3 separate regions of the Homo sapiens genome follow, and all the other regions are linked to region 1. Evidence: chromatin loops called from intact Hi-C (ENCODE). Cell type or tissue: MCF 10A. All regions are shown on one strand. Each heading gives the region's core, and the rest is flanking DNA. Links, peaks and the distances in the headings are about the cores only. Region 1 holds the start of GABRA1 (gamma-aminobutyric acid type A receptor subunit alpha1). Region 2 overlaps LOC105377700 (a long non-coding RNA gene). Region 3 has its middle 140 kb from the start of GABRG2.

Region 1 (10,315 bases), core at 7,816-10,315:
TTCTGTTAACTTTAACAATGAAAAACATAAGTAAACATACATTCTTATGGTTTAAAAGGAGTTTACACATAGACTATGTGTGTGCATATATTTATGCACTTTAATTTTACCAAAGGAGACACATAAACATCCTGAATGCCTGATTTTAGCTATAAATTTTTTTTAATTGCATGTTTCCTCAATCAAGTTATATAGGATACAGCATTTTAAAGTATTTAATCTAGAGAGTTGTGACAGCATTTTAATAAATTATATTTATTTTCTTACCTCCCTTCTGACTTACATTAGTCATCGTGTTACCAATTTTATTTGGAGAGTCAAAAAATTCTTCTTCAAGGATTTCAAAAATAATTTATATATTATTTGAACTTTTAAAATAAATAATTGTTTCTAATCATCAGCTTATTATCATTTTTCCTAACTCTGAATAAATCTGCATTTACCTTCTTGGGTTGATGGGTTAGACATCTGTGAAAAGAAAAGTCTTTGAAAGAAAATGGGTGAATCTGGGTTACATTTGAGTTGCTGATAAACTGAAAACTGCCAAAAGAGGAAAATTGGATAGTGCCCTATTTACATTACTGTTAAATAGACTCTGATTCTCACATACATATTTTTATTCCTGATGAGTATTTGTTGCATCTTATGGAAAAATAATGTAAATGTATCTTTTGGGAAGCCTGTGGTTGACTGTACTAGCTGTGGTTCGAACATTTGCTGTGGTTGGCTATATCCTGTATTATATTCTCTTCAAATGTTACTGGTTTAACGTGTATGTAAAATACTCTATGCCCAAGGCCCATGTAGGAAAATTTCCCCGACTCAACATCTTAAAAATAAAAACATGGGCCTAGGATTAAGATGGCACAGGAGCTAGCTTTTCCCACTACCTGTCTAAGTGAAAATTTTATTTCGACAGTATGCAAAATGTTGACAGTACTATCAGTATTATTAGTTATTTAAACACGCTGTAGATAATGCACTAAAATGCAGAGAAAAGAATAATTTTATGGCAAGAAAAAAGAGAGAGGAAAATTGGCATTCATTAGATGTCTATTAGGTGTCACACAAGAGGGCTATCTGATTCACACTTGTTTTCCTATGTAATGCCACCACCAGCTTATAAAATATCATTACTTCATTTGAAAACTTCAGAAAAGTTCAGCAATCTGCCCACGGCCTTACAGTTTTGAAACATCTGTGACTTCAAGTATATATTCGTGCATAATCATTTATTGTGCCATGCTAACCTGGGTTCTACTTCTGTAAAGATCATGTGAAAACTTACGTAAGCTTTGTGACCTGTCAAAGTGGTTGGGGCAAACAATCTCTAAATTCCACTAGAGTGCCAAACACTTATGACTCAAATATACATAAATTTTGTTTTTGCTATATTTACCATGTTTCTCTGTATGCTGAAATACCAAACGAGACTTCCAGCCTGGGAAATATAATTTGCCTAAATAACCCAGATGACAAAGATGTCTAGATTAAGGTACAAAAATGTAACCTATTACTTAAACCACTTTTATTTTCTTTTACTCCTACTGAGCTATTATTTCAATATCACTTATAAAAGAAGAGACATCCCTCTGGATATGCTAGTATAGTCAATTAAACATGGTGGTCTGTATTATATACAGAGGGATTAGAAAAGTGGGACTACTTAAATGAGTGTAATGAAATATTCCATATAAATATTCATATATATAATGCATAATGCTAAAACACAATTTCATTGTAGATATCTGAGCCATTCAAATACACTTTAAAGGATCAATTTTTTCTGAGTTTCAACGAAAGTTTATTTGATATTTTATTATTTTTACTTATTTCTTTTCCTTCACCCTACATTATTTTGTAAACTATAAAAAGACACACTGAATAAATGAGAACACTCTTGCTATTTTTTTCTCATTTGGTTCACGTTTAGTTAAAGAAAGTAAAAACGTTTCTCTGTTGAATAGAATCAGCACCACTTCATCAATTAGGTAAGGGCTTCCTGCCATTTAAAATTGACAGTAAAAGCGAAAGGTACCAGACTGCAGCACTGGAGATAGAGTGATTAGGCATCCCTAGGATCCCTGGTTCTAGATTTGACCTCAAATTCTTTCTGCCAAGACTTTGTAACTGCTCAGAGGGCCTTGGCCACCGGCCTCATGAGACAAAAGAAAAGTAGCTTAAATCTCTGAAACGCTAAAGTAAGCCTGATTCTATGTTGCAGTTGGATGTACTGGATCATCAAAATAAAACTCTTGCCATGAATAAATAATAATAAATACTCAGAGATGAGCTTTATGTGACTGACATAAAGGTGGTCAAGCATGGATATAAAATGAATGAAAAAGATTTTACTATGAGCTCACAGTCTCACAGTAAGGAAAGAGAGTAATGTAGGAGTGTGGTTAAGAGAATAGGCTTTGAAGTCAGAGCATTTGGATTTGCATTTTAGTGTGGATATTCACTAGCTGTGTGACCTTAGGCAAGTCTTTTGATCTCTCTAGTCTACAATTTACTGAATGATTTGTATAACAGAAATATTAAGACCATCTCTCATAGAGACTCATTTTGAGAATCAAATTGAATTATTATGAAAATTACTTTTCACATTACTTGGCACCAAGTAAACACTCTAAGAATATTAAACACCATAGTTATTATCATTTAAAAAAACTGACATCATTATATGCACACATAGTTTGAAGTGGTTCATTCTGGCTAAAACAAAACACAAGAATATCAAAAATTATATAAAATATTGAATATAAAAACACAATATAAAGTATTTTCTTGTCATTAATTTATTATATTTTATGGTAGTATGTGCATATATTAATGACATATCAGATGGAACACAATAAACACACCCATAATTAGAGTATCAATTGATGTTTTGGAGTATTAAAATATCATTATTTTTAAACACTCACAATTTATGAAAAATATAGATGTCTTAAAGCAAATTACATGTATGTGTGTATGTATACATACATGCATATACATATTACAAGCTGATATTCATAGAGAATCATCTAGTAAAATCTACCTTGTGAGTATTACATTTTAAAGAGAGAATCATAGTATAGGTATTTCCATTTCCATATACACACTATAGCCCCCAAATTATTTAATATTTATTTCTTTAAATGTTTGAAAACGCTGTGCAATTGTATCCTGTTTCATAGTCACATAACATTTTTTAATCTGAAGCAGAATGTAATTGGCATTGCTCTGAGACTATTGTTCACATGATGAAGCTTCAGTGAATTTGTTTGCAAAACCAAAATCAGTAGAGTGATTTAGTTGTGTTTCATTAGATAAAGGATATAAATTTATTTTCAATTTGTAGAAGATCATAAAAGGACCTGCAACAGTTTAGCCAGGAGAACACTAAAAATTCAGATTTTTATAACTGTTGACTTTCATTAAAACAAGACAAAACTGTGGAATTGCATTGTAGATGAAGTAAAAGAATAATGTTTTCTAATCGTTAACTCAGGATTTCATTATTAATTATAAATCTCATTAAATTCAGTTTTATTCTCCAAACCACTCAATAAATTAATTAATCAATGGATAAGTAAATAAAAATTGGGTAATGACACATAGGGAAGCTGTGATGTTTCTTCAGCGAATATCTTTAAGAATACATTGGCATTTATTATATCTGAACATAACAGGCAATTAACTACTGCCCAGAAACAGGGCTATCTTAACATAATCTTCAAATCTCTCTTCCAAAAGTTTATCTCTAAAATCACTTCCCAGTTGACACTTGACCACAAAACTCAGAAGGTAACCAAGCCCAACCCCTAATGTGGTCTTCAGTTTTATATTCCTTATTATTGCAATCACCTTATTTAAGTTTTAATCATTAAGCTGATTGCATTGCTGCACAAGGTCAAGAAGCACTTGTAGAATCAGAAACCCCAAAGTGGTTATGGACTGGCTACTCAGATTTTTTTCTTCACTTGCTCAGGCTCCGCCCCATCTGAAACGTCTTCTCTGCTAGGAACTCACTAGGAGAAAATGACCAGTGAGCTTACCAAAGCTCAGACCTTATCCACCAGAAACATTGTATGGGGCACCTCACCTTTTCAGCACCTCCTGCCATAACAGGACGGAAGTGCTGAAGGGACAGCTCCCAGTGTTTTAGGTCTTAGTAAGCGCTCCCAGGAAGACAGCACCCATCCCCTCTCTGCTACAAACAGCCATTCACAAAATCCGAGGAGGAAACCAAGTCATCCCTGATTCCTTGGAAATTTAGTTAGACTGATGTTGAAACACACCCCCCTTTCCTAGTGTATAATTATTTGTGGGTGGAGAGCTACCAGGGAGGGTAACAGAAGATGCCGGAGAAGGGGGGGGAAAAGTAGATGCGGATTTCGTCCTGACTTCTAAAAATTCCTCCTCTCCCTCTCCCATTTTCCTAATCCGAGAATGATGGAGCTCGAGGCAAAGGAATGATTCCGGAAATGGAGATATGATTCTCAAACCTAGAAATGATCGGAGTGATTTATTAGTTAAATATTCTTCGTCCAGGAACCCAGCACAATTCAGAGGTAACAGCGCCTGCGTTTTCTCCATGATAACATAGACAAACAGTTGCCTCCAAAGGTAAAAACCCGGTTCCGGAGGGTATTCTTGCTGTCCTCTAAGCTACAGAAGAAGGTGGGGTGGAAAGCGCTCCCAACCTGAGAAAGTGCGAAAGACTCTCTAAATCCAGTAGCCAATTTCCTACCTGCCAGAACTCTTTCCTACCATCCGTCACCATTCGTGACTCTGCAAGACACGGGGACTTAGACATATGTGTGGGAGTGTGTGTGTGAGGGAGAGAGGCGAGACGAGTGCTCTCCCCACACGTGTAACCCTGCATCTCCCAGTTTCAGAGCTTGCGTTCATTCATATGCAGGCAGTGGTTTAATATTTGATCAAAGGTAGAATAGTTGCACTAAATAGTTGTATTTTTAATGGGCTCACCTTAAAATCGGGTGTTCATAAATTGCAAGTGTGAAAAGACTCTAAGTGCAGTCCGTATGTCTCTCACCCTTTCTACCCTTCCCTCCCCCATTGCCGCTCCCCCCAAAAAGAGAAGCTTGCAGCAGATTGTAGAAGGATTTGAGCCTGCAGCTAGAGAGAAGGGGATTAGGGCCAGAGTGGTGCAAGTTAAATTGTGCTGCATATAAAAAATGGGCGGATTGGTCTCCAGATCCAGAGGCTGGTACCACCTTCCTTTCTAAAATAAAATCTCTCTGGCATGAAGTCACCGCCTATTTCACATCCGGTTTGCCCTGGGACGTATTACTACTGTCTTGGTAAAGAGAAATCTTTTGTTGTATAGCTGCAGATTGGATATTGGGAAGCAAATTTGGGTGTGAAATCTTCAGCAAAGGAGCACGCAGAGTCCATGATGGCTCAGACCAAGTGAGTGAGAGGCAGAGCGAGGACGCCCCTCTGCTCTGGCGCGCCCGGACTCGGACTCGCAGACTCGCGCTGGCTCCAGTCTCTCCACGATTCTCTCTCCCAGACTTTTCCCCGGTCTTAAGAGATCCTGTGTCCAGAGGGGGCCTTAGGTAAGTGCGACTTTGGACCACGATACACAGACAGAGCTTTGAACGTGGCTTTTCCTAGCTGGAGAGACAGGAATGTTATAGTCGGGGGGGGGGGGCGGGGGGAGACGGGGGGAGAGAGAGAGAGAGAGAAGAAGGAGAGCGAGCGAGCGAGCAAGGGAGCGAGCAGGACAGGAGCCTGATCCCACAGCAGGTAGAAACAACGAAATGTTTTTCTTTCAGGGTGAAACCGCAGCAATATAAGAGCATTATTATTATTTTTTTCCCGCTGTCTTTCTTCTTTTCTTCTCCTCTTTCTTAGGCATATTTGAATGTATTCCGCAGGGTGGGTGGTGGCATGTTGTTTTGGTCTTTTATTTATTTATTTATTTGCAAGGGGGAGCTGGGGTGAGTTGGGGAGGGGCGTCGGGGGCCATCATCTAAAGTTAAGACGCTGGGACGGAAAACCTGTCTCACTGTTCCATCATCCTAGGGAAGGCACGCTCTTGTCCTGGCTGCAAAATTGCCTGTTTTTCCCTTTCCAGTGGACGCTGGTGAAATGCCCTCTTGTGTAGGGGTCTCTCCCATTCTGAACACGAAAACTCAACTTAGTCTTTGATATGGATGGCATGGGATGGTAACGTTTGGAGCGTGTGTCTGGGGGAGGGGGAGGTTGAAGGTAGAAAGTGGTAAGACTGCAGCTTAGCCTTTCTTTTAAACTATTATGTTTGTATTTGCAAGAAACTTTCTTAACAACTGAAGTGCCATGATAGGTTTGTTTTTCTCTTTTAAAAATGTCAGAAGAGGGCAAAAATCTATGGTGCCTTGTCAAATGGTTTTGCTGTGTTTTGTTTACCCATTCAGATATTCAATCTTTTTAAAAAGATCAACAAAAATTAATAGGGCTAAGAAAAGTTGTTTTTCCCTTGTAACAAACGATGAAGATTAGTAAAAGGGTAAATTAAAATTTTGCAATTTAGATGTAGCATTTTAACATAATATTTATCCAAGATTTCTTGTCATAGTCAACTAATCTGTTTCAAAACCAGTCACTAAATTACTAAATTAAGGAAAAGCTATGACGAGGCTCAGAGTTCTTATCTCTAGACCATTTCGCTCTAAACATATTATGTTTCATTGCTTACAAGCCTGTTTGTAATGGTTTTTAGTGATTTAAATGATTTCCCGAGACTGCAGAAAGCATTTTGTAGATGTATTTAAAGGCATACCACATTAAACTATAGAGGGTTTAATGAAAAAGAAGCTTTAAAAGATTGCAGTCTATTAATCACTTACCCTACAAAGAAATATAGATTAAATACTTTGAACATTCCTTATATTATGACTGGAATTAATTACAGCACATTAAAATGTTACCATAGCTGCTCCTTATCCAGGTAGTGCATTGAATTTCGAAAACTGACTCCACACATAGACTATATACATTTTTAATTCTCTAAGCTTTCTGTACTCTTCCAGTTCTCCAACATTCCACTACCAAGTCTAAATTCAACAATCAGATGGTGATTGATTGCACTTTACCTAAGAGGTAAAAAGATCCCTTTATTCATGCAAAGCAAAGCACTCCAGCTTCCATCTGTTTGAGATGAAACATTTTCTAGCAGCAACCTGGCAGAATTTGAGAGGGCTTGAAAGATATGTGTGGGCATGTTTGTGTGCATTTGTGTGTGTGTGTGTGTGTGTGTGTGGTTTGTATGTGAGAGAGATCAGCACATGGCTTGACTATAAAGTGTGTCCTTTAGCTTCACAGAAACATTAGGAAGCATGTTTAACAAAGCAGTCACAGGAACAGAATAAAAGCACGACTCCGGCATTCAACAGTGTGTTTCCTATGTTTTTAAATAGAAATAAATACAGTTGCTTCTGAAATCAAGGTACCTGCAGAATTCAAAGAGGAATTCAGCCATCACAACATGTTAACCTATCCCCTCCAATCCCTAAATATGTTCTTCCTGTTAGAGACACCAGCTTAAAAATTTTAATGCACAGTTCACTGTGGAAACTGAAATCTTAAAAGTCCAAATATTTAGATGATAAACAACAAGAAGAGAATAAACCAAACTATATTCTAAATATAAAACCTAGAGATAAACAACTCACAGTTTTTATGTTGAGCAATACTGTCACCTGAAAGCGTTTCAGCTTGTATTCTTTTACAGGAGAATAAGGACACTGATATATTTCTGAATGGAGAAATGGAAGGGAAAGTGGAGAATGGATGGTCCAGGTTTCCATTGCTTCCAATGAGGTGTCATATCCCAGTGAGGTCATTTCCTGACTTCAAAGCATTCATCTAAACTGCCTCAGTCAGCCCTGGTGGTTATAACCTGATGTTTCTTGCTAGAGACATTGATCTCTACTTATTCTACTTTTCAGCTGCTCCAGCCCGCGATGAGGAAAAGTCCAGGTCTGTCTGACTGTCTTTGGGCCTGGATCCTCCTTCTGAGCACACTGACTGGAAGAAGGTGGGGACACTTTTTTAAAAATCTGCATGAAAATTTCTGTAACTTTTCATTTATTTTATCGGGGGAAGAAAATTGTCCTCAAATGAATTTATGACTAAGGGAATTCAGAAAACTTAACTGCAATAATTTCCAGCTAAGAATAAAGAGGAGCAGTATGAAACAAATCATTATGTTTGCACGTTAGTTAGAATACAATTAACAAGCCATTGTTAAGACATGTATTAATTCAACATTTAAGTCTTAGATTGAACTTCTCACTGTTCAGTTGGAACTGAACAAAACGTGCGGTTTCCTAATTCATAGAAAAAGTTACCCCAATTAGTGGTTGCATACTGTGTAACCTGATTTAACAACAAGAAAATTTCTAGCCTATTGTAAAGATCATAGAGTAACTTTTGTGTTTATAGAAATGGAAAGTTTTAAATAATATCTGTTATTTGAAAATCACGTCTCTCTAAATGCATATGCATATCACGTTTTGAAATTGTTATCTATATAACTAATAAAAGTGGACTATATGAGACAAATATTTAAGAACTTTGGTAAAATCAAATTTCCCTATTAAAAAAACAATTACTAATTGTTTATAAAGCTTAATCATAGTCAAAATATGTTCTAATGATCCAATCAAGCATGTGAAATTAATATAATAGAAACTATTTACATGACTAAGTATTACAGATTTTTCTTTATCTGCTTTTGTATTTCTTGTGTAGCCTATTCCTGTGACCCATAAGAAGGTCAGACATATAATAAAAACATGAGTTTATTCAAAATGTAATGGCAAGGGAACTCTTAAGAGTTAAGATAGGGAGATGGAATAGTCTGGAAAGACATATGAATTTAGGAAGATTTATTTTAATTCAGAAGTTTTCTGTTGTTGTTTTTTGCTATTGTGTATGGTAAACACTGACAGACAGGCATTATTATCAGATATCCTTAATGAGAGAAGTTAAATGTCTTTACTGCTTTTGAAAAATTATATGAAGTGTTACTATTGCAATGACCTGTAGATGGAGTTAGTGCACAGTGTTTTATTATATAGTGGTTCATATGGAATCAAAATCAGGTAATGTAACTGGCATTTCTCTTCAAAATATATATTCAGTTTAGGAAACACTACATTGGGATGAGTGTTTAATACAAAATGAATAAGCATCTTATTCGTAGGGTTTTTTTCTGGCAATTAAAACTTGACATAGTAAGTTAGAAGTAAAGATGAAATGTCATTAAAAAATCACGTAAAATAAAGATTTCCATTCCAGCTGGGAAAGCAGAACTGGTCTTGGGGAAAAGGCAGTGGTCTCTTTGGGCATCTGCATTCCAATGCAAACAATTGGTGAAAACATTTGTAAGACAAAACCAGGAAGAAAAGCATTTTCTGAATTTTATATAAGCTGTAAAAACTTAGAGGGTGTAGATAAAGGTAATAAACACTCTATATTTTAAGAATTGTTTTAATAATTTAAGTTTATTTAGTCATGTTACCCCATTTCATCTTTTATTTCTTCTTATTGTATTGCTTTCTTCCTCAGAGTTCCCGATCAGGGCCTCCTCACAACTTAGGGTGTTCTAGCATTTATTTTCCATCTTTATCAAGATGACCTTCCAGCATCCTTGAAAGATGCAGGAATGGCAGTTGATTTTGTGACAATGAGTTTTTATAAATAATTGCATTCACAAAACTATTTTTGCCTTACTGTTGTCTTCTGCCAATGAGACATACTGGAAGACACTTAGCTTGTTGAAAATTTGATTTAAAAAAACAGCAAGATGTTTAATTTTGCCAAAAGAGAGTAAGCCCTCAATCTGCATGGCATCAATGTTGAAATTAGGAGAATGAAAAATTGTTTCAAAGAGACACATTACATATATCCAATATTATGGATAGCCTTTAGTTTTAGTAACTTTATCAAATTAAAACTTTATCAGAATAATAGCCATTGCATTTTGCCGATACGAAATTAATTACCTGCAAAACAGTGTTTGTTTTTGAAATGATTTTTTGATCATATATCTTGCTGCTGTCAAATAAGTGAATTCTGGCTTCAAATGTTACTATTTTTCTTATATTTATCAGTAACATCAACACACAGGAATGAAGCCCAAAGTATATTAAGTAGAAAATACAAAAGTGATATATTTGTGGCAGTTTCTTAGTTTACACCCTATATTCATTTTGCTTTTGTACTCAAGGTCAGAACTATGATTGAAATATATCAGTAAATGTGATCCATCCTAAGATAGAAAACAATTCTCTCAAAGGATTTTGGAGTTGTC
Region 2 (10,315 bases), core at 4,554-7,053, 1.5 Mb after region 1:
TTACTGTCCTCTCTGAATTCATCCACATGAGCTAGGGTGAGCAACTATGCTGTTACACCCAGGATCATCTCAGTTTTACCACTGAAAGTCCTGAATCCAAGGAAACCTGTCTATTGATGTGTTACCTCTCTCCCAGCTACCAAATTTACTTTATGCCAGCTGCCTTTCTGCATCCTAAATGTCGATTTTTTTTAAGGAAACATTAAGACTTTACTATATGATAAGCACCATACTAGGTACAAAGGATATCAAGGCCAAAAACAAAAAAAAATCCAAATTTTCCCACAGGTACTATCTGCCTGCCTGCTATAACATTCTTTCAAACAAATATCCATCCTTTCAAAAACTAGCCAAGATTAAGACCTGCCACCTGCCACTATACTCTATAAATACGAGGTCCCATCTGCCTGGTTCTTCCTCTGGTTGCCCCAGCAACTGCCTTATGTCCAATTGCCATTCCCACATGGTCTAGTCTAGTCACCCACTGGTCAAACTCATCCTACACTGACCATGGTTTCAGTACCCCTTTTTGGGATATATTCATCATTTCTTATTTCAGCATGAAATGTTTTGGATGACTTTAGGTTATGTAATCATTTTCTTTATAACGCTGATGGGTCCTTGATCCTCATTATTCTGAGATGAATTAAATTTTAAAATGGTTTCCCACAAATTGATATAGGCACTGCTTATGAAAGAGAGCAAGAATGTTTGAAAAGAAAAAATGAAAATGGATTCAAAAAAAGAAGCCACATGTCTAACTAGCCCACCTCACTAAGGGAGAAGCTGGAAGTGGCTAAAGGCAAAGAACATGCCTCAGGGCTGTTGAGTTAATGGTGTCAGTGATTTCCCAAACTCTAGACTATGGATCCTCAAGTAAAACACCAGAAGAATAGTTGTCAGATCTCCCTTCTAAAAGACAACTGCGCTTTCTAGAAATCTGGTTTTGCAGCCAAGTGCAGTGTCTCACACTTGTAATCCCAGCACCTTGGGAGGTGAAAGCAGGAGGATCACTTGAGCCCAGGAGTTCGAAACCAGCCTGGGCAATGTGGTGAAATCCTGTCTCTACAAAAGAAAGAAAGCAAAAATTAGCCAGGCGTGGTGGCATGCTCCTGTAATCCCAGCTACTCTAGAGGCTGGAATGGGAGGATGGATTGAGCCCAGGAGGTCAAGGCTACAGTCAGCTGTGATCACACCACTGCATTCCAGCCTGTGTGACAGAACAAGACCCAGTCTCAAAAATAAAAAAGAAATATCATTTATCCTTTCTCAGTATTTTTGTCTATGCTTGTGCAGTTTCTCCTACTTAATGCCACATTCAGGTTGAACATTGAGGCCCTTCTACGTACTTCCTATAACTTCTTTTCATAAAAATATATTGATGGGTCAGGCACGGTGGCTCATGCCTACAATCCCAGCACTTTGGGAGGCCAAGGCAGGTGGATCACCTAAGGTCAGGAGTTCGAGACCAGCCTGGCCAACATGGTGAAACCTCGTCTCTACCAAAAATACAAAAAAATAAAAAAAATTAGCTGGGCATGGTGGTGCACACCTGTAGTCCCAGCTACTCTGGAGGCTGAGGCAGGAGAAGCGCTTGAACCCGGGAGGCAGAGGCTGCAGTGAGCCAAGATGGTGAAACTGTGCTCTAGCCTGTACGATAGAGACTCCATCTCAAAATAATAATAATAATATATTGATGAATATATTAGTACCAATTTGGCCACTTATTACCTCTGCTACCTTGATGAAGTCACAGCATCTTTTGGACCCCACTTTCTATAAAATGAATGGATGGATAATATCCTAATATAATGAGTAACAATTATTGACTGATGTGTCACGAATAGCTAACGGTTTTACATCCTCAATATCCTTTCATCTTCTTTCTAGTAACAGAACCCATCTTATAAATAAGAAAACCATTACGAGTCATCTGCACTGAGTTTGTGCTAGCACAATACCTTTCTCCCCAGCATTTTCTTCCCTTTCCCCCACCAAATAATTCTGATTTTCTTTCTTGAGTACTCATCTTCCCATTCTTAGTCATGTTCCAAGGTGAATGAATGGATTACATTTGGCTTAATACAGTTTCTGTATCCCATCCTCCAGGCCCCAGAGATGGGTTCAAGGGGAGACATGTGACCCAATGCCAGCCAGTCAAAGAGAGAGAGAGTGAATGCCAGAAATGATGTGGGAGCACTAAAAGAGATCTCCTCTGTAAATAGAGATCATATGGTGTAAGCTGTGAAATCATTTTGACCCTGTCAAGGGAGAACCTCAGTAGCCAGGGCCATGTATGGAACCTAACAATGAGGCAATGACATAGGACAAAGAGTGAGGAGACAGGAAGAAATCCGATGTCGCCCAGGCTGGAGTGCAGCGGCGCGATCTCGGCTCACTGCAAGCTCCGCCTCCCTGGTTCGCGCCATTCTCCTGCCTCAGCCTCCCGAATAGCTGGGACTACAGGCGCCTGCCACCACGCCGGCTAATTTTGTTTTTGTATTTTTAGTAGAGACGGGATTTCACCGTGTTAGCCAGGATGGTCTCGATCTCCTGACCTCGTGATCCGCCCACCTCGGCCTCTCAAAGTGCTGGGATTACAGGCATGAGCCACCGCGCCCGGCCGGTGCTACACATTTTTTAAATAGCCAGGTCTCTGGAGAACTCACTCACTATCACAAGGACAGCACCAAGCCTTTCGTGAGGAATCCACCCCCATGCCTCTAACACCTCCCATCCCGCCCTACCTCCAGCACTGGGGATTACATTTCAACATGAGATTTAGGAGGACTAAATACCCAAACTACATCATCTACTAAGGGGTCAAAAACAAACACAACAAAATAAAGAACTACCTTCATTAAAGCCCTCAAACAGTAAGCCCATCTCATTCCATGGTACATTATGAAGTCACATCTTGTCCCATCAGCTTTCCCCTACTTTGTCAAAATAAAAAAAAAACTTCAGTGGATTGAGGGTATGATTGCAGTTTTCTCCTGTACTGCCCACTTATTACTGCCTAGACACTAGACAGCATTTAGAGCTGGCCCTAGTTTCTTCACTCCTTTCAGATGGAGTCATCCCCTGTAGCTCCAAGAGGCAAGAGTAAGGGTTTAGTATAAGCAATCGGACCCAGTCCTGCTCCTCAGGCCATGAAAGTGTGTATATCCAATGGAACTCTTAGAGTACTAGTTTCCTATTGCTGTTATTTTAAAAAAAATTACAAACTCAGCAGCTTAAAATAACACAAATTTATTCTCTTATACTTTGGAGACCAGAGGTCAACACGTGTTTTAAGGAGCTAAAATCAGGATGTTGGCAAGGCTATCCTTACAAAGGCTCCAGAGGCACATCTGTTTCCTGCCTTTTCCAGCTTCTAACAGCTGCAGCATTCCTGAACTCCTGGCAGCATCGCTTCAATATCCACTTCCATGATCACACAGCCTTCTCCTGTCTTTGACCTTCTTGCCTGCCTCTTATAAGGGCCATTAGGGTTATCTTCAAGGTCCACTGAATGATGTAGGATAATTCCAACTTACGACTCTTAACCACATTCTGCAAACTTTCTGCAACATCTGCAACATTTGCGGTACTCATGGGTTCCAGGGACTAGGATGTAGACATCCTTGGAGAACCCTAATTCAGTCTACTATCATGAGGACGGCCAGATTCCCACTGGACACTTGGTTGGAGATGAGTATTTAAAATATAGATCTAAAAATAATAAGCTAGACAGTTTTCTAGGTGGAGGGGAACAGGTATGTTTGAAAAACAGACATGCATTGTCATTTGTAGGAACAAGCAAATTTGCAACACGGTGCAATTAAGCCAAACACAAGAAAACCAGGCCTGAAATCAGGAAAAAAAAAAAAAAATAGGCTATAGTCCTCGTTCTGCCACTAACCAGCTCTGTGAGAGCTTATATGAATTATTCAACCTCTCTAAACCTGCTATACTGTCTATAAAGTGAGAGACTTGCTCTCCTGATAGTGCTATTTTGAATACAGAAATAAAATTCATGTAAAACAACTAAGCCCAATGCTTGGAATATAATAACCTATAAATGTTAACCATTTATATGATAGTAATGATAATAATAATAATAATTTCTGATTGTTCAACTTGTGAAATAAGTAACAATATTGGCCAGGGAGGTTTGAAATTTCTTAGGTTTTTGTTGTTTTGTTTTTAGTTTTGTTTTTAAAGCAAGACTAGAAAACTATTTTTCTCAGAGACTGCCATAATTTTTGGAAGTAAAAGAGATCATTTTTGCCTGAGGTCTATCTCTAGCAAACAAGAAGAAATTATTGATCCCCAACTTGTTATGCAACCCTGCACTCTTCATAGCAGGAGCTTAAAAGGACTAAGATGTGTTTTCCATCCTCAGGAGCCTTGCACTATGGTTAATATTGACGAAGCCAACTTATTTAAAACACAGAGCAAAATGACAGACAAGATCGAGTTGAGTCTAAATTATATAGAATGGTTTATAAGTGCAATAAAATTCCAGGAGAAAAACTGATTCACATGGGCTAAAGGAGTCAGGCAAGAGCACAGGCATAAACTAGAACTTGAAGAATGAATAATATTTAGATATACAGGAAGAGGGTAGTGGGAGCCTTAGAAACTGGGATGGGCAGAGGCAAAGGCTAGTGGCCAAAGACAGTAATCATATTAGCCTGGCACCACGCATGGGTATGTCAGAGACCAAAGAAAGAGACAAGTGCTAGAATTTAAAAGAAAAAAAATAGCATAGCAAAGGTTAAGCATAGATAGAGACTTTTGGAGTCAGAATATTTGGATCTAGATCAAGTTCTCACCCTTTGCTAGCTTTGTGACGTTGGACAATTCATTAAACTTCTCTGATCCTCAGCTTTGTAGCCTATAAAATCAGGTTGATAATGTTTACCTCATTGTATTGCTGTAAAAACCGAAGGACATAATGAATGGGAAGCATTCATTAATATCCCTTGCAGATATTAATAGTGTAATAAATGTCATTTACAGTAGCAGTAGTATTAGTAATAATAGTAGTAGAATAATAATTCCAGATTTTGGAATCATAGATATTCAAATATAAAAAGGGTCATAGAGATTCTTATTCATTCCCTGTAGTTAATAAAGAAGCTGAAGTCCACGCAGACTTTCACCGACACACTCAGAAGCCACTGTTGTTTCCACCACACCTGTCAGATTCAGCATTTCTACTCCAAAATATCTAGTTGTTGGTGCACTTGAATATGCTGAATTCGTGCTGATTTAGGAATCCTTTTTAAAGGACTGCTGAGTTTTAGCTGCCTCTAGTCAGAGAAAGGATATGAGAAAGCCAAATTCTGCAAATAGTTTTCACTCTGCATTAACCATTCCACCAAGAGTAGAAGAAACAAGACAAAGGCCAGTATGGGCTTAAATTCATGTGCCTGGTCTTCCTCCAGCCTACATTTTGTCCAGCCTTTCAGCTTAAAAAAAGAAAAGAAAAGAAAAGAAATCCACTTTGGTCTTCAGGGGTATAAACCAAGTCCATTAAAAAACTCTCATGCATGTTGGGTCTTTTTTTTTTTTTTTTTTTCAGAGCGCTCTGAAATTTCTCAGCCCTGGAAATATATGTAAAAATAATTTCACAAAACACTTAGTGTGATTCCTAATATAAACACTCTGAAATGCAGATTCTTAAATGAGTTGGTGCAGTAAGGGATGAGCAAACCATGTTCTTATACTGCCCCCTTCCGGCAAACGGCTGGAAGAGACAGCCTGCATATTTTGTGTTGAAGAAACTAGTTCAATTTCATTTAAAATAAAACTTCTTTTGTAATCTCTTTGCCCCAGCCCTGCTGATAGGCAGCTGTAGGTAATTTCTCTTGTTGCTTGAAAATGTTGCACAATATGAAAAAAACAATAATGTTAAAGACAAGACATCTTTGGTGCTCTAGAAGGGCAAGAAGTAGGGAAAAATTACTCAGCTGTATTTGTATCAAGCAGGCACATGGAAGCTGGGAAAAAAACAGAACTCCCTCCTTGGTTTTTGAGAATTGATGGTGTGAAATTTCCTCAGATGCCAAAATCAGCTAAAGCACAGGAAGACTATAAATATAAGGTAAACAGAAGGAATACCGATCCTAGCTTTCTTTCTTAGTAAGACAGAAATAAAGAAAGGCCAATTTCTACAATATTGTGGCTAGAGATCAATTTGTGAAATGAATCCTGGCCTCTGAAAGCTCTTCCTTCCTGAAGCATGAAAAAACAAGGCTTAAGAGATTACTTAGGCTGGCATAATCCCTCTTCATGCAGATACAGCCTGTTAGCTATGGTAAGATAGGCTATACTGTAGCAACAACCAGCCATAAAATCTCAGTGGCTTACACCAAGAAAAGTTTATTTCTCACACACATAAAATCACATGACCAGCCGGCGCGGTGGCTCATGCCTGTAATCCCAGCACTTCGGGAGGCTAAGGCGGGTGGATCATGAGGTCAGGAGATCAAGACCATCCTGGCTAACACGGTAAAACCCCGTCTCTACTAAAAATACAAAAAAATTAGCTGGGCGTGGTGGTGGGCGCCTGTAGTCCCAGCTTCTCAGGAGGCTGAGGCAGGAGAATGGCATGAACCCAGGGGGTGGAGCTTACAGTGAGCCAAGATTGCGCCACTGAACTCCAGCCTGGGTGACAGAGCGAGACTCCGTCTCAAAAAAAAAAAAAAAAAAAATCACATGACCAAGGCTCATGATCCTCATCACACTGTATTCTAATTGCCTACCTATTTGTTTCCACAGCAGACCATGATATTCTTTGGGTAGGAACTACGTCTATTCGTTTCTCTGTTGTGTCCCCAATACTTAGCACAACACCAGGCAAATAGAAGCTCAAAGAATATTTGTTCAATAAATGAAAGAATAAAGGATAGATAAAAAAGTGAAGCAAACTAAATACCTCTGGGCATCATTTCCAGGAGCTCTGATTTCTCCCTTTCTAAACTTCAGGTGCAGTCCGCCTAGCAAATGTCCATTTTACACTGGGGTTCATCCCTCTCTTCCCATAGGCTTCTGGCCATGGTGTCATGTCCATGTAACTTGTGTGATCTCTTTAAAGGTCTTCTTAGTGAGCCATTGAAAAACCAATGATGTGAATCAACAATGGTGGTAGGTAAATATTCTTAGCCACCAGGCTTTGTGGTGCTTGCATTAGGGAGAGGGTGATAGACGTAGAATACAGCCCACTGGAGCACTTAGGGATGGCTGCTCGGAGAACCACTTCACAAAATGGTACCAGTGCCAAGCACCAGAAATCAAAATGGAAATGCAAGACCCAGTGAGATCACAGGGGAGAAAGAAAAAGGGAAAACTTTTCCAGTTAGGGTTTAAAAAGAAAAAGAAAGTGGCACCTTAAGATGTGCTTTATATATACAAACATATATATATAAATACCTTACTACTTAATTACTACAACTATGGTAAGCAATCTGAGGGCAAGTAAAAGAAGCCTTGCCCTCAGACAGCTTACCAAAGTAGTAGTAATATGTGTATATATATAAATATATACATTTCCAAAAGTCTTACTAGCATAGTGGGAAGCCCAAAAAGATCCTTTTCCTTTTCCTCTCTCTTTTTTTGTTCTTTCTATGGCTCTCCATTTTCCACCTACCAAATGCTAACCAAATTACACGGTGACCAACTGTTTTGAATCCTCTTCCCTAAAGAGCTTACCATTTCCACCTGTTTTTTACCAAAGATCCTTTTAAACTATATGCTTTGATGGATACTAAGCTGGAAATTTTGGCTCTTTGTAGTCCTGAATCCTACATGCAATTATCAAAGGGCTTATGGATTACTATTTTTCACCTAAAGCAGATGAGGAGATGTGCTGTGGCATCGCAAATGCTAGGACATAAATGTTCTGAACCCTAAACCTTGCAGTTTAGCATTTATTGTACCAAGTACAATACCGAGCTTATCTATGTATACAGTTTTAGAAAAGGAGCAATTCTATGTACTTGGAGATTAAAGATTGGTTTACAATTTGTATTAAAACAAAGAGCTGCTGGTCCCAAATCCTTTCTCCTTCCTGGCCCCAATAAATCTGATTCTTGCCTCCAACAGAGGATGCCTTCCCTGCCCCTACCCTGTGGTTAGAGAGAGAACTGCACTGTCATGGGGCTTATATTTGCCTGACCTTTTGCATACTCATATTAGGCAATGATGACTATTTCAGGACTGCAGAATACTAAGTGAAGAACAGATAGATTATATAGTGTGCCTCCTAAGTGGCCTGTTGCTATGGTTTCCCACTGAAAGAACAGAATTCTCGCCATTAGGTTATCTGAAATCTGCAGGACTGCACCAAAATGTTTCTGCAGAGAAGAGGACTGTCCGTTAAACACAGCTCCATCTGATCAAATCCAGTCTCAGATCAGCAGGGAGCATAATAATGGAAGCATGACTTCAGCAGTAGGATTTGCAGGACATTTGTGGGACTGAAACTGAGGCATTGCCCTCTGTTGATGAGTGACCTTTCCTATATTTGTTATCTATGTCCTCTATGCCAAAAAGTTATTGAATCTGAACCACCTGGGCATGAAAATGGGAACACAATGCTCCTGTACTTAAAACCCTCCAAAGGCTTTCCATTGCTCTTAAGATAAAAATCCAGATCCTCTTGAGTGCCTTGCAGTTCTCTGCATGGTCAGACCCCAACTGCTTCTTTATCCTCACCTCACCCCACTCCATTTATGCCTTCTGACAGGACTCTCCATTTTCGTTTTATAGCACTTATCAACATTAGAAATTAACTGTAGGTTTTTGTGCTTCTTTAATATATATCTACCCCATTAAAATAGAACTTTAAAGTCATGGGCTATGTCTTTGTTATCTTTGTTATATCCCCAACACCTACTATAAAACTTGGCACATTCTATCCTCATTTAATTAGCAATTAGAGGACTGAATGTCTACTTATTCATTGAACAAGTAATAAACTGAAAAAAAAATTTAAAAGAAGATTTGCCCTCAGATTGCTTATGAATACAGTACAAGGAAATATGTCTGGGTAAACAAATAGCTATATACCAATGAAACAGCAATTTCTTGTTATCTCCTGGAGACCTGGTGCTGACCATGATGGGTAAGTAATGCCCATGCCTTTAACACAGGTGTGCTAGACACATGTCTGAAGGACATGCTAAAAGGTAACTCAACCAGTCTAGTAGTAACTCTTAGCTCATCAAAAACCTTCAACCACAATAAAAGAAGCCCAGAGATTCTATAAGGGAGACAGAAAATACTTTGAAGGGTATTTATAGGGATAGAGTGACATTTATCCCCTCTCTCTCCTCAAGCCACCTGAAAGGTTGGCAAGAGAATTCCTTAGGGAGATGGGAGAAGAGAAACCCAGAGTGTGTGGAGAGAAGAGGAGGTAGGTACTCACATAGAAATGTAGCTGGACCAGAGTCCTCTTAAAAAGACTCTTGCTCTAGGATGAAGGGAAGCCAGCAGTGTACTGCCAATAGGCGGGAGCTAAGGGAAAGTCAAGAGCCTAAGAGGGCAGAATGTGCTCCTTATTGGGTACTCAAAGAGTTCCTATAAGTGCCCCATGTGAGGAAGAGCCAAAAGATTGCCTTGTCATGAAAGAAACCACTGGCAATCAAATAAACCAGCATCAGGCAAATAATACTTGCCCTTTCTTGGTAAATTTAGCACACATACTTGCTATACGCATATACATGCTCTCTCTCACATGCTCTTTCTCATTCTCTCTCTCTCTTTCTGTCTCTCTCTCTCACACACATGCTCAATGTTTTACTCTAAAGGAGCCAGAACACAGATGAATTGGGGAGAAGAGGCGGAGAAGGCAGAGCAGAGAATGAGTCCATGACCCTTCCCCGCTGGTGGACTTAGGAATCAGTGGCAGGCCTAGGAGGAAGGTTGGCCAGACAGAAACGTTGACTTGAATGAGAGATTAGAGTTTTGATCAAGGTTGAACTGAAATTCTTAACACCTGATGATGAGACTGTACTAATACCTGAAGGCATATAAGATTGCCTAAGAAATCTTTTGCCATAGGGAGGGAGAACCCAGAGAATGTAGGTGAAGGTAGTGCTTAGAAAATAATGAAGCTACAGAGACAGAAACTAGACAAGTGATTGCCTGGAGCCAGAGTGTAGGAGAGAGGGTCGGGGGAGGACAGAAATGAGAAATGAGTACTCATGGTTATTGAGTTCCTTTTCCAGCTAATGAAAATGTTCTAAAATTGATTGTGGTGATAGTTGTACAATTCTGTGAACATACTAAGCACCACAGAATTGTACACTGTAAATGGGTGAAT
Region 3 (10,315 bases), core at 4,106-6,605, 360 kb after region 1:
TACCCCCATGACTATGGTGCAGTGGCAATTCTTCTCACAGTTGCCCTGGCTAGTCAAGACTATCTTCGGGTTTTTGTTTGTTTATTTTGCTTTGTTTGTTATTTTTATTTTTCAACACATGCCATCACCCCCTCCCCCGGCTTTTTTAGAATAATAAAAAATATATATTATTGAATACATAAATACTATTTCTAAAAGCAAATCAAAGCAATTATTTTATTGAATCTGCCTTTTCAAATCATATTCTTCTTTCCCTTCTGAATAAAATTTGGAGAGAAGGAGTTGCATTCTGCTCCAGAGTTTCCAGGCTGGGGATCATGAACTCGATGGCCTTCTCATTCTGCTTGTATTACTCTGTTCTCACTCTGCTAATAAATTCATACCTGAGACTGGGTAATTTATAAAAGAAAGAGGTTTAATTGACTCACAGTTCCACATGGTTAGGGAGGCATAACAATCACGGCTGAAGGAGAATGAGGAGCATCTTACATGGTGGCAGGCAAGAGAGCGTGGGTAGGGGAACTGCCCTTTTTAAAATCATCAGCTCTCATGCAACTTATTCACTATCATGAGAACAGCACAGGAAAGACCCACCCCCATAATTCAATTACTTCCCACCACGTCTCTCCCATGACACATGAGAATTATGGGAACTACAATTCAAGATGAGATTTGAGTGGGGACACAGCAAAACCATATCATTGTTACTACACATTTTGTTGTGTAACAGAAACCTGGTATGGGACGGGGAGGGAACCACCCTTCTCCAGACAGGGCAAAAACATTTCCTTTACTATTTTGTAAATAGTTCTAAAATTTACCACTTAGTTAATCACATTAGTTTAGCCTTAAAGGCCCTAATGAGATGCAAAGTTGACAGATGGGATAACATATTAAACCTGTTCATGTCCATTACCATGAAAACTGGCATGAATTAAGTGGACTCATTAGGCAGAAAGAGCAGGACCCTAAAAATGCAAACTGAAACCACAGTGAGATATCATCACATACAAGTTAGGGTGGCTATTACCAAAAAGTCAAAAGAAAACCAATGTTGTTAGGGATGTGGAGGAAAGGGAACCCTTGTGCATTGTAGGTTGGAATGTAAATTAGTATAGTCATTATGAACAATTCCTCACAAAATTAAAAATGAACTACTAGCAATCCCACTCCTGAGTATATATCCAAAAGAAATGAAATCAGTGTGTGGAAGAGATACCTGCACTCCCATGTTCATTATAGCATTTTTCACAGTAGCCAAGGTATGAAAACAACCTAAATGTTCATGGACAGATACATAGATAATATTCATTAGACACATGTATATATTTTGTGTGTGTATATGTAAATATATATATTCATGTAAATGTCGATGTGTACATGTATATACATGCATATGTATATACATGTACATGTATATACATGCATATGTATATACATGTACATGTATATACATGCATATGTACACACACACAGACACACACACACCCTTACCCACACAATGAAATATTATTCAACCTCAAGAAAGAAAGAAATCCTGTTACTTTCACCAAAATGGACGAAACTTGAGTTCCTTATATTAAATGAAATAAGCCAGGCACAGAAAATTAAATACTGCATTATATCATTTGTATGTGGTAAGTCAAATTCATAGAAGCAAGAGTAAAATAGTGGCTGCCAGGGTAGGGTGGGGGATTGCGGAGATCCAACAATGGTGATCAAAGAAAAGAAACTATCAGTTATACAGGATGAGTAAGTTTTAGAGATCTAACGTACAGCATGGTGACCATAGCTGGTAAAATGTATTGTATACTTGAAATTTGCTAAGAGAGTAGATCTTAAGTGTTCTCACCACACACACACACACACACACACAGGCACACACAAATGGCATCTATACAAAGTGATGGTTATGTTAATTAGCTTGATTGTGGCAATCATTTCACAATGTATACATATATCAAGACATCACCTTGTATACTTTAAATACATGCAATTTTTATTGTCTTCAGTTATATCTCAATAAAGCTGAACAAAAAGATTATGAAAAATGGGGGGATGGGAAACAGGACCCTAAGGTCATAGAACAGAGGAGACAGCTTCTCTTCAGTAGGGGTGATAGGAGTGTCAGGGAAAGACACTGACCTACAGGGAAACCTGAGACAAGGATGCTTCCAAATTTCTCAGCAGGGAGGGATACAGGAGAGGAGCCACAGAAATGGAGGAGGAATGCATAGAGAAGAAAAAATGATTTCTCCCCCAGGACAAACTTCACCTCACTTCCAATCAAGCTGTTTTCAGAAAACACATGGGATGCAAAATCCAAGCCCTTTTGTCTTTCTCCTTCTTCAAATAAAAAGCAAAATAGGCATTAACACGCAAAGGGGTCACAAAACCTCAAGTTTTTGCCCATCTTAGAGGCCCTGCCTCTAAGGGAGGATGAGAGAAGCATAATAATTTGACACTCAGTATTGTTGGTTAAAGAGAATGTTCTACCCACAGACAGCCTGAGATATGGCCAGAGTCCTCTTTAAAATTAAAGTCTAAGAGACTGAAAACTTCCTGAAGCAGTTTCCAAACAAAATAAATAGGCAGGTGTTTATGCCACCCTGATTTTGTTTAGGATTTGCTAGGTGACTACTAAACATTTTATTTAAAAAAATTACTTTTGCCATGTAAGAAAACTTAATGATTTTTCTAAAACTGAAAAGTTCACTGCAGTCTCATTGAACTATTCCTTAAAGAACAGTCCAGGACAGCAAGCTAAGCTGCCAAGTGATGACAGTCGTGATAGCCCACAGCTCTGAGCAGGGAGGTAAGGGGAGCGGTGTCAAGTTAAATCTGTCAGAAGAAGTTGAGAAACCTGATAAAGGTATAAAATAGTCAGGATGCAGGAGAAGGGAACCCAACTTCTCCATTAAAAAAATAGCTTCCCTTTAAGAAACCGAAAGAGATATGAGGAACAGCAGCCACCTTGGGGCACCACTTCTAGGTTGATCTACCTGAAATCTGTTTAAGCAAAAACATAATGAGCACTTACACTTGTGTGCTAGAATTAAAAAGGCATCACCTGAAAATAATGTTATTGAGCATTTTTTATATTGCAAGGCACTGAAATAAGCACTTTATGTTAACTAACATTAATCTCCAAAACAAATCTATCAGGTTGGTATCATTATTCATATTTGTAGGAAACTGAGGTGCATAGAGTAACATATGAGCAGATGCATGTGAGGATGCAGGTTGGCCTAAATCCAGACAAGTGCACTTTGAACAATGACACTTAGGTTAAATCAATAAAGGAGCAAAGACACCATTGATTCTCATTATTTGTGGTAGTTATGCTATATAAAGTCATTCTAAAAAATGTAATTAGCAAAGGCTGAACCATTGCTTCTGGGGGAAATGGAGGGTGAAATTTCTACAAACCTCTGGTCACAACATTTTCTTTTTCTTTTTTTGGGGGGAGTTGGGGGTGGGGGGCAGTGTTTCACTCTTGTTGCCCAGGCTGGGGTGCAATGGCACAATCTCAGCTCACTGCAACCTTCACCTCCTTGGTTCAAGTGATTCTCCTGCCTCAGCCTCCCCAGTAGCTGGGATTACAGGCACGTGCCACCAGGACTGGCTAATTTTTGTATTTTTAGTAGAGATGGGGTTTCGTAGAGATGGGGCCATGTTGGCCAGGATGGTCTCAAACTCCTGACCTCAGGTGATTCACCTGCCTTGGCCTCCCAAAGTGCTGGGATTACAGGTGTGAGCCACCATGCTTGGCCCACATTTTCAACTGATAAATATATAACCTTGTTTTACATGTTTCTATTTACAGAAAACTCATGTAATACACCATTGATGCATTAACACTGAGCTTATGGCCAATAGCACTATAGCTTCCATCTATACACACATTTTCTCCCTTATCATACACACATTTTCTCCCTAAGACACATCACAGCCTTCTTACTCTTAGGAACACTACACAGCACTTTAGCACTCTGATTGGGGGCCATTTTAATGACAAAATCATCAACAGAAAGTCAAAAATGGGAAAAATGTGGCACTAAATTGACCACTAAAAGAAAACTTGTTTACAGAATGAGAGCTGAAACAAAATGGAAGAGTTCAATCTCATTTGGGAATGTGAACTTCTGGTAACAAATTTTTCACTGGACTTTTCGCATCTCCAGTGACTGTAAAAGTGCTGTATCAATTTGGGGATTACATATCAATTTTGGAGAGTAGGTGAATTCATAAATACAGAATTCAAGAATAATATTGATGAACTATGTGCATTCTGCCCATCCCCATAGCCTGGTACAAATAATGTTCTGGAGAGCAGAAAAGGGGAGAAGGATGACAAGAAAACCGGAAAGAGAGGCTCAATAGAAAGGAAGATCTATGTTGCTGACATCCTTGGTTTTAGTAGCTCAGTTTTTGCAGGATTTCTTCTCTTGAGGGTCCTGTGTTGTAAGTAACTGACAGGCTTATTTCCTGAAGCAGAAACCCTGCATTCCTTGGTCCCCTCTTGTGTTTTCCAGATCTTTCAGAAATGAGGACTTGACTTGTCCCGTCTCTAATTCCTTGGCAAATCCAGGAGTGCTGTTTCTCAACACAGTCATTATTGTGTTGATACTGTTTTCAGTCTTTCCCATATCTCATTACCCTTATTCAGAAATGATCTGATCACCTAATGCTTCATTTTAGAAACTCATCTACACAAATGAACAAAATGCATTACTTAAACTGATTTATCTACTGAGGTTAAAGAAACCCAGGGGTAGGTGTGGCATTTAAGCAATCCTGGAATAAAGATGACACCCCCAAATGATGGCTCAGGACCTTACCTCTCTCTCGAACTCAGCTCTCTTTTACTGTGCTAACCCACACTCAGAGAGTCCCTGTGGTCACCCAATGGCAAACAGAGACAACAAAGGCAAAATCTTTCCAACTTCAGCTCAAGAACAAAGATGTGGACCCCTTTTCTGGTATTCTTAACAAAGACCTTAGAACTTACCTGCCGTTATTTAAACTGTACTGATTGAAATCTGCATGTGTTCATCCTGATTCACATAAACTGAGACTGTTTGCATGAGGGAGGAGCATCTCCCAGTGACAACTGAGGGGTTTTTTAGAAGCCGGACTCCTCTGTGTAGGCAAACACAAATGAATGCTACATAGGTGAAGTGAGGTTCATCTGCCCTGCAAGCTGGCCTCAGAGGAGTTACTCTTTTCCAGAGGATCTGTCTGTAAGTCCTGAGCAGCCCCTAACGGTCAGTAGTGGCCAGATGAGGGCAGTAGAGAGAGAAGACTCAGTGACAGCCTCAGACCACAGGAAGCTATGATGGAGTGCTCATTGCTCTGGGTACATGTCAGAAAATGCGAGGCTGATTTGAAGCTTCCTGCCTGTACCCACTAGGGCATTATGACTGTCACGCACAACTGGCTTTCTGCTCCCTGAGGATTCTCTCTGGCTGCCAGAGCCTGCTCTCCCCAAACCTCTGGCAGGTTTGAAGGGCCAGAGAGTTAACACTCCTTGGGAGCAGCTCCCTGCCCCACACCCCTCGCCAGTGTACCCTCCTATGGGTTGACTCTGAGGCACATGTGCCACACTGACTTACAGCTTCATCCTAGTGGGGATGAAAATCCAGTGAATTGGAGAAACAATGCACTTTCCTTCTCTGTCTCACTCCCCTGCTCCTCTGCCAGTGCCTCTGGGATCACCTCCCAAATAAACCACTTTCCTTGAACCTTGTCTCCCTGTCTGCAAATGCCCATATGGACCATGATGGCATAGGATCCAGGATTTTAAATATTTTTGCAAGAATGCATATTTTCTGTTGCTGTGTTCTCTCTACTATAGAATAAAAATCAAGGAGGGGATGGATAATCTCCATGCTGGGAAATCCACTGTTAACATATTTTCTAGAAATAAATGAAAAGAATATATATTTATGAAGAAAAATGTAAATAGCATGATAGTATAAAATATAAAAACTAAATTTGTATTTTCTCACCTTCTTCCAATAGTAAATTCTGATTAATTCTCTTGTAATTCCTCCCACAAAAAAGAGAATATACAGATAAAGCAAAAGATAAAAGAGGAGAGAGTGTCAGAGAGAGGTACAGAAGGAGAGAGCATTTGCAAAGCTTTCGGTATAGAGCTGGTTACTAAATAAATCAGTGTCCTTAACACTTTCTTCAAACAATAATTATATGTTTGAATATACTTCAAGTAACAGAACCTGCACTGTAAATAAACATATATACAGGCATGTTTAAATGATGATGTCGGTCTGGCTGCTGGATATGCCATAGACTAACTCAGTTAACTCACCAATAAAAATTCAAATGAAGTCCTCTTTGCTAATGAATAAAAATGAGCAGCACTAAAATTTAATTACATCCCTACAAGAATATTTTGTGTCTGAAGTAGCCAATATTTTTACAAAGTGAGCTAATTAAAATATTAAATAAAATATTAAAATAAGTAGACAGTTTTGAATATTTCTGATTAAGTTACATTTGTTCTTTGTACATTTTTCTAATACAAATGGTGGAAATTATAGAATATAAAACTCCAATTAATCTTTCCTTCCTTGAATGGAAACATGATTCAGAAGTTAACAGCATTGATAGAATCTAAGCATTTTCCTAATGAAAAACAAATCTTAACAAAACATCAGTACAGTATGTTCAGTATGAAAGAGAATATAGGCTGGGCACTGTGACTCATGTCTGTATTCCCAGCACTTTGGGAGGCTGAGTAGAGAGGATTGCTTAAGGTCAAAAGTTCAAAACTAGAGTAAGCAACATGGTGAGACCCTATCTCTACAAAAAAATTTAAAATTACCCTGGGGTGGTGGTGCACGCCTGTTGTCCTAGCTACTTGGGAGGCTGAGGCAGAAGGATTGCTCAAGCCCAGGACTTCAAGTCTACAGTGAGCTATGATCGCTCTGCTGCATTCCAGCCTGAGCGGCAAGGGAGACCCTGTCTCCAAAATAAATAAATAAATAAAATAGAATATAGTTTTGCTTTGGTTATCCTTTTATTTACCAAAAAAAACAAAGAAAACTGAAGTTTTGTTCCATGTGAACTTGAAAACTGTTCTAGACTAAAGATGGTGGCTCATGCCTTTAACCCCAGCCCTTCGGGAGGCCAAGTCGGTAGAATCGTTTGAGGCCAGGAGTTTGAGACCATCCTAATAAACATGGGGAGATCCTGCCAATATAAAAAATTAATTAATTAATTAATTAAATTAGCTGGGTGAGGTGACACTCACCTGTAGTCTTAGCTATTTGAAAGGCTGAGAAGGGTGTTTGAGCCCTTGAGTTCAAGGCTATGGTTAGCTATTATGGCACCAGTGCACTCCAGCCTGAGCAACAGAGCAAAACCCTGCAGCTAAAAAGTAAAAGCAAAGCAAAGCAAAGAGAATTGTTTTGAACGGTCTGATTTTCTGATTTGTCATTAATTAAACAATTTAAGAAGTAGCACCTTAGCCAGGCATGGTATCTCACACCTGTAATCCCAGCACTTTGGGAGGCTGAGGTGGATGGATCACTTGAGGTCAGGAGTTTGAAACCAGCCTGGCCAATATGGTGAAACCCCATCTCTAGCAAAAATACAAAATTAGCAGAGCATGGAGGCACATGACTGTAATCTCAGCTACTAGGGAGGCTGAGACAGAAGAATCGCTTCAACCCGGGAGGCGGAGGTTGCAGCCAGCCAAGACTGCATCACTGCACTCCAACCAGGGCAACAGAGTGAGACTTTGTCTCAAATTTAAGAAAAAAAAAAGAAGCAGCACCTCAAAAAAAAAAAAAAACTTTTAAGGGGAGCGATAAATACACTTATGCTTACGAGCATGTGCACATATGTGCACACACCCATAAACCCAATAAATATGACTGAAGATGGTAAAGAAATTAGGTTAGGAAAAAGTATTTTCTATCTAATACTACAGACAAATGGCTTATATTATTAATATACAAATGGCTGTTCTAAGACAAAAAATATTAAAATTCAGGTAGAATAAATATGAGTAACAACCAAACATAGTTAAAAGGAAAGTAATTTTAAAATTTTTGAAAAAATGTTCAATCTGACTTAAAATATTTTTTAAAATACCATTTAAAGCCACATACTGCCATTTCAACTGCCTGATTGGTAAAGATAAAAAAGTCGTTCAGTAAATCTACAGCTTCCTCGGGGTATTGGGGAAGCAGGAACACTCACCTTTGATTGGTGTGGAGGATACATGATTTCAATGTCCTTAAGATAAATTTTTCAGTAATTTTAAAAACTAGAATGTTTATAAAGTTTCTAAAGATTTACTCAAAATATATACTCACTGATATGAATTGAAGAATGTCATCAAAGCATGTTAGTGATAGCAAAACACTGAAAAGAAGAAAAATACACATCAATCATTCCTGGTTAAGTAAGTTATGCAGAGTAATACAACGGAAAACTATGATATATAAAGAACTAGGTAATTTTATTTTGTTGATCCAGAACTTTGAATATCTTTTTTTTTAAAAGTAAGAAGAAGAACAATTTGTAGTCTGTTAACATTTGTGTTAAATGTTAAGTGCTCCATGTCCCTCTGTTATTCTACATGCATAGACAACTTCAAATTGTATTCAAACATCAGGACAGTTGGTGGTCTTTGAGTAGAGGGACTGGGTGGCCAGGGGTCAGAGATGGGAGAAATGGGTGTGTTTTTTCCTGCATTTATCAGTCACTTCAATAATAGCTTTGGGAAAATACTTGGACAGACTTTCCCATTCTGATGTTATTAAGGAAAAAGAAGCCTAGGGTCAATGGCTCAACATCCATAATTCCAACATTTTGGGAGGGCAAAGCAGTAGGATCACTTGAAGCCAGGAGTTTCAGATCAGCCTGGGCAACAAAGCAAGACCCTGTGTCTACTACTTAAAAAACAAAACTCTTAGCCAAGTGTGGTGGTGGGCATCTGTGGTTCCAGCTACTCAGGATGATGTGGGAGGATTGCTTAAACCCAGGAGATTGAGGCTAAAGTGAGCTGTGATCATGCCAACTGACTGCAACCTGGGTGACAGAGAGAAACCCTGTATCTTCAAAAGATTAAAAGAAAAGAAAAAGGGAGGGAGAGAAGGAAGGAAGGAAGGAAGGAACGGAGGGAGGGAGAGAGGGAGGGAGGGAGGGAGGGAAAGGAAATATAGTAAAATATTCCCTGTTGGCTTTTTTATGGCATTCCTTGTCCACATTTAAATCTTTGAGTTGACTGATATTTTCATGTCTTCTACAGGTTCTTGAGTGGCCTACAGATTAAGGAGAAGAAACAGCACATAAACAGAAACACAAAAACAATATTTTCAAAAGAGGTGGCCACTCGGTTCATAAGGAGACAAAAAGCTTCTCACTGGTTATTCACTTGATGTTCAGTCTTGAATGATGACCTCATCTCCTGGATATGGAAACTGAGTTATTTCGTATTTTATACTTGCTGTTTTTGCCATTCATTCAGACAAATGTATGGAAATGATAGAAGCATCCAGTTCCCTATGGGGGAAAGGTCAGGTCAGTACCCTGGTGCTTCTGGTCAGCATCTCAGCAACTAGTTTTCCATCATTCTGAAAATTCATTTCTCCTCAGCTATTCATTTATCTCAATAGAATGTGTTGAATCAATCTCTTTCCTAATTATGTAAGTGGCTTCCTGTATCAAAGATAAAATTGTCTGGTTATCGGGATGAATTTGGGGACTCTATTCTGTTTCTATTTATTTTTTGGTTTAGTGCTGTATTGGTACCACGTTGCTTTAACCATGATGGCTGGATATTATGTTTTCTTTTCTGATAATGCTGGTTTTTCCTCCTTATTTTCTTTTTATCATAACTCTTCATCATCTGCCTGCATATATATTTTTTCATATACTAGGGACTTTTATCATTGCATTACAGATAAGGAAACCAAATATTAAAGAACTAAAATGTTCAAGTCGCAAGGCTTGTAAATATCAAAACAAAGATTTGGACTTAGTTGTGTTGGACACCAAATCTACACTTAGAATCTTTGGATTTGAACCCTATAGGCTAGAAACATGATTCTTTTTACGTTTCTATTTATTTTGTATTCTTGTAAGTTGTATGTATTGATTTTTGCTTTTTTTTAGTATTTTTGAATAACCTAGTTGAAATGTTAAAACCTCAGTTTTCATAAATATATACAATTTTTTCCTGGGACAGGATCTGATACAACTGATTTAAAGTTGGAATAGCACAGTTCTGGGAATTGTCGGCACTGGAGACTTCGTGATAAACTAAAAGAATCTCAAAATA

The links. Hi-C counts contacts between places; a loop is a spot of excess contacts. Peaks named below come from ENCODE experiments on the same cell type or tissue, not always from the same donor. Only the 100,000 strongest peaks of a DNase experiment are listed, where the experiment ranks them.
Region 2: a loop joins it to region 1, with 8 times the contacts of the local background. A loop is called at or near these places in 15 of 110 quality-filtered maps.
Region 3: a loop joins it to region 1, with 2.7 times the contacts of the local background. A loop is called at or near these places in 2 of 110 quality-filtered maps.

What each region holds. Positions count from the first base shown.
Region 1 is chr5:161,842,850-161,853,164 of GRCh38, forward strand. It overlaps GABRA1 (gamma-aminobutyric acid type A receptor subunit alpha1), which reads left to right and starts at 5,271. Exons shown (of 10, transcript NM_001127644.2): 1 at 5,271-5,573; 2 at 7,947-8,035. The coding sequence starts at 7,962. It overlaps LOC105377696 (a long non-coding RNA gene), which reads right to left and starts at 7,744. Exons shown (of 3, transcript XR_941158.4): 1 at 7,671-7,744. In MCF 10A, for the core only: a CTCF peak has its summit at 9,000 (motif pointing right); no DNase peak of the experiment used is centred there.
Region 2 is chr5:163,342,053-163,352,367 of GRCh38, forward strand. The region is part of intron 1 of LOC105377700 (a long non-coding RNA gene); the gene reads right to left. Among named protein-coding and RNA genes, the nearest start is that of CCNG1, 90 kb to the right of the region's middle. In MCF 10A, for the core only: a CTCF peak has its summit at 5,720 (motif pointing left); a DNase peak (open chromatin) is centred at 5,719.
Region 3 is chr5:162,203,882-162,214,196 of GRCh38, forward strand. No RefSeq gene overlaps it. Among named protein-coding and RNA genes, the nearest start is that of GABRG2, 140 kb to the left of the region's middle. In MCF 10A, for the core only: a CTCF peak has its summit at 5,292 (motif pointing right); a DNase peak (open chromatin) is centred at 5,290.